2 separate regions of the Homo sapiens genome follow, and region 1 is linked to region 2. The links are chromatin loops, found by intact Hi-C in ENCODE. Cell type or tissue: ascending aorta. All regions are shown on one strand.

Region 1 (2,500 bases), 50 kb after region 2:
TCCTCCTCATTCCTATTTTTCCTAACATTTCATCTCTACCTCTCTTATGTCACTTATGTTATAATGACTTGCATTATATTTCTTTTTCTGCCTACCTTCTATTTTCTATATTGTAAATTCTTGGAGAATAAAACACTGATTTATTTTTGTGTCTTCACAATGCTGAGCACAGTGAATATAGACACTCAGAAATACTTATTTAATGATTAAAGAAATAAATGGGGAAAACATCATGGCATTTATCTTCCATGAGCTCAGCATCTAGTGGAGACAACATATATGTACGTATATACACACACAAATACACACACACACACACAAATCACACACAACTACACACACACACAAATACACACACAGTGTGATGCAAGGCCAACTCTGAAAAGGCAAAAAAACGTATTTGTACAAACATTTTGTTAAGCAGATGTAAACAAATGAATACTTAACACTGGCTGGGAAATTTGTTGGGGGTGCGCTTCTAAGAGTGGGTAGAATTTCAGTCGAATATTGAAGGAAGGATAGAAGACATAAGCAAATTGGAAACAAAGACGTTTGGGTTGAGCCAACAGCCTGAGCCAAGGCCTGGAGGCAGGTGAGGGCAGGGTTATGTTCAGGAAACAGTGTCCTCCCTGGTCTCATTGGATGTATTATCCATGAACTTATTTAAGTCGTTTTTTTTGAGACAGTCTCACTCCGTCGCCCAGGCTGGAGTGCAGTGGTGCAATCTCGGCTCACTGCAAGCTCCACCTCCCCGGTTCATGCCATTCTCTTGCCTCAGCCTCCCGAATAGCTGGGACTACAGGCACCCACCACCATGCCCGGCTAATTTTTTGTATTTTTAGTAAAGATGGGGTTTCACCATGTTAGTCAGGATGGTCTTGATCTCCTGGCCACGTGATCCACCCGCCTCGGCCTCCCAAAGTGCTGGGATTACAGGTGTGAGCCACTGCGCCTGGCCTTAAGTCTTCTATTATCTGGAAGAATCACACATATATTTCCCTTGGATATGTTTTTCTCCTCAGTACAGTCTAAGGTTATAGAACCATTTTCTTAATAGTATGTGGGGACAACTCTATTACTGAATAATAGTTATTTTGTGAACTATAGACCTCTCCCCTTACTGAATATAATCAATAGTTACTAAAACCTGTGGGAGGAAATGTGCTCATCTCAACATTCTTATAACTCGACTCACCATTTTGTTTCATGATAGCAGAGTGTGCTACAAATCAAACTTAATATGTATCAGTATATTTTTTAGTGGTGCACCACATTTAATTTTAAAAGAGTTAATTCATTTAAGTGTCATAATACAGCATATAGATTGACAAGCATGAAAAGTTGAGTGGTGTAATGCCCTGCACATAAAAAATGTGCTCAATAAATATTGGCCAATTTGAACTGGAATAGTGTCCACTCATCAGATTGTCTGGCCAATATTTTTCCACTTACCCATCCACACAGCAGCAATATGAACCACTATGTTGAAAAGTTACACATACACATTCCTGGCCTGTGGGTCCATGAAACACTCCATTTTTTTAATAAATAAATCGCCCCTTTTTCGTGTTTATATATATTTTTTCCGACTGTGCTTTGGTCTTTTTCTACCCAAAGAATTGGAACAAATGCAATTCGTCACTGCTTCCTTGTGTATCTTTAGATTAAAAAAGAGTATTTCTATATACCATTTAAAAAATCCAAATTGAAACTGTATAGTAATAATTTTCAATTTGTAGGAGGCTATAAAGACTCCATACATCCCATCATAGATTGAAAAGTATTATTTTCTATACCAGTATTAAAGGGTGAATACTTCTTGCCCAGAGAACAGAAGGTCTTCTCCAATGGTTATCCCCTCCCAAGCTTGGCAGATTGCATCAGGTTCTCTAATATTTTTTTCTAGAAATAAAACACTAGACTTAATATCTTAACTTCACTGTGAGGCAAAAAAAAAAATATCTATAATATGATTGTCTTCCAACATTTTCCTTTTATCCTGAGTGGTCTTTCCTCCTACACATCCAAACCTCATGGTTAGTGTGATATTTGGTTACATCAGTGAATCATTTCACAAGGATTTCTAGAACTTGGGATCTAAGAGTTGAAATGAATCCAATTTAGTGACAAAAGCAATAAGAATAGAATTCAGGTGCTGTGTGCTGCCATATTCCCCATAAAATAGAGAACAATCATAAGAGAAAATGATCTTCACATCCAGAGGAAACAGAAAAAAATGGAAAGAGATGGCCTTAAAAACAAAATCTACAGTTGATCTTGGGTCCAGCTACAGCTTTGTCCTTCCACTAGCTGGGGTTCTGTCTTTGGATTCTACTAGTCAATGTATTCCCCTTTCGCTTGAGCTTGTTGGAAGTGTGTATTTGTCACTTGTTACCAAACTACTGTAAGAATTTTGATTCTTCTTGGGAGTCAGGAAGCTGGAGCTAATCATACCGGTGGGGAAAGCCTGGCAGATAGCCACAGGGTGTAGAGCAAATGA
Region 2 (2,500 bases):
TGTAGGTGGAAAGCCAGCTAAGAAAGAGGCATGGCAAAATGTGCAGACGTTACATTGGGCCACATAAGATGAAACTGGCATTGACCACTGGATTTGGCTCTGTGGAAGGCAATTGTGGTCTTAGTTTCTAGAAAGGAATGGAAATGAAAGCCTGATTAGAAAGCTGCTCCCTTTTTTGGACATTGGTTTCCCACTATGGTGGAGGAAGATTGGAGACTTATATCTCCCTCAACTCTTCATTATACTTCCTCTCCAATCTCTTTTCCACTCTTGTTATATCACATTCTCTTTTGCTTAAATCCATCATCTTTGCTTTCTTCATTTTGGATGCTATAAATAATGCTCTGCTAACCCAGGTCATAACCTAGAAAGATACCATTTTTTTCTTAATTAACCCTCTTAATTTTTTTCTTAGAGTTAAAAATGACTTTTTAATTTTTTTGCCTTATTTTCTGTGTACTTTTAGACCTTCAGCATCTCTATCATATGCCCATCAACAAAATGTTTAAAATGCTTAAACACATCATTCTCATTTCCCACTGGAGATTTTACTCTGAGAGTTTATGTCAGTTTTGTACAGTTTGGAGAGGGAGAGGAAATAGATGCATATTTGCCATGTTTAGCAGCTCATTGACCTTTGATCTGAAACCTGTTCACAAAAAGAAAGAAGGTAAAGAGACATCCTATTTTATCTACATTTTTGAATCAGATAAAAACTACATTTTGAGTTTCCAATCAAGTTATGCCTCTACATCTTAGATGATTCAATCTTTCCCTTGAGAAAAAAACAAACACATAAGCCAGATCAATATCTTTAAAGCCAATCTTAAAATGCATTGAATGAAAAAGAAAGTACTACTTTACATTTTTTTGTCTTGAAAACATTCCATATTTCATGAAACTTGATCAGTTATTTTAAGAGAAGCTAGTTCCCCGGAATGTCAAGAGGCAGGCCTTTCTCTGCCTTGTTAACAGTGCTTTGTTCTGCTTTTGACTTCCTTTATAGCAGTGGGTTAGGTTGAGAGTAGTTTTCTGTGAAGAGCTGCTGATCTCCCACCAGAAGCAGAGTCAAGTGTTGTGAAGCACATGTCGCAGCATTTTTGCTCTCAGATGATGGAACTGCCTGTCTCCTAACAGAGCTGGCAGGGCCTCTGGTGAGTCAGAGCAGAGCTTCAGGGGCCATTCAGAGCACAGAGGTTAAACACAAAGCTGGAGCCAGTCTGCCTGGATCTCAGTCCCAGCTCCTCCACTCACCATCTTTCAACTTTTGGTGCTCTTGGATAGAATGCTTAACCCTTGGGCATTGATCACCTCTTTTACAAAATGGGTTTATATATAATGATAGTGCCTGCCTCATAAGAGTTGTGTAATGATTGAATAAATTAAAACATGCAAAACAGCTGAAAGAGTGTGTGACATGATGAAGATTTAGTACACGTTAGCTACTATTATTATTTTACTCCATTTTGTATTTTTTTAATGTTTGAAATTTTACTAATCGTTTATTATATGGATAGCCTCTTTGGCAATCAGCTTTAACCCTCCATCCAGATAAAATTATGCTGATGAGTTTAGTATATGTCCTTTTAGATTTTAAAATAATTATATATAGTTGATCCTCTGTATCTATGGATTCTACATGGCTAACTGCAGAACTTGAGCATTCACAATTTTGGTATCCACAGAGGGTCCTGGAACCAATCCCCTATGGATATACTATATATAATACATATAGTATATAAGAATACATATAGTATATAAGAATATATATAATACCTATGTATATATTTAGATAATATGTCCAAAACAAAAGCTGAAATTTAGCCATTTGACTTATTCCTAAGCTACTGGGAAAAAAATTAATTTTCTGGGATATTAATACACTTTTCCCTTAGAATATTCCTAAATATTCTTGAAAGATTTCCAACTAATATGCACAAAAATCACTTTTTTATGGTTTACACATGTGTATTTACATGCAGGCTACCTCATTTTATTGAGCTTTGTTTTATTGCTCTTCACAGATACTGCATTTTTTACAGATTGAAGGTTTGTACCAACCATTCCTTGAGCAAGTCTATCAGCATCATTTTTCCAACAGCATGAGCTCACATTGTGTGTCTCTGTCAAATTATGGTAATTCTCACATTTCAAACTTTTCGTTATTATTATACCATTTTTAATTATTATTGTCATGGTGATCTGTGATTAGTGATCTTTGATGCTACTATTGTAATTGTTTTGGAGTACCCCAAACTGTGCCAATATAAGATGATGAACCTAATTGATAAGTGTATGTGTTCTGACTGCTCTACTGAACCCTACACCCCATCTCTCCCTTTTCTTCAGCCTCCCTACCCCCTGAGACACAAGGATATTGAAGTTAGGCCAGTTAGTAACCCTACAAAGGTCTCTAAGTGTTCAAGTAAAAGGGAGAGTCACACATATCTCAGTTTAAATCAAAAGCTAGAAATGGTTAAGCCTAGTGAGGAAGGAATGG

What was found. Peaks named below come from ENCODE experiments on the same cell type or tissue, not always from the same donor. Only the 100,000 strongest peaks of a DNase experiment are listed, where the experiment ranks them.
Region 1: it touches region 2 in a loop (7-fold over the local background); 1 of 110 quality-filtered maps calls a loop at or near these places.

The regions. Positions count from the first base shown.
Region 1 is chr2:220,547,910-220,550,409 of GRCh38, forward strand. No RefSeq gene overlaps it. Among named protein-coding and RNA genes, the nearest start is that of MIR4268, 640 kb to the left of the region's middle. In ascending aorta, no CTCF peak of the experiment used is centred here; no DNase peak of the experiment used is centred here.
Region 2 is chr2:220,498,381-220,500,880 of GRCh38, forward strand. No RefSeq gene overlaps it. Among named protein-coding and RNA genes, the nearest start is that of MIR4268, 590 kb to the left of the region's middle. In ascending aorta, no CTCF peak of the experiment used is centred here; a DNase peak (open chromatin) is centred at 1,151.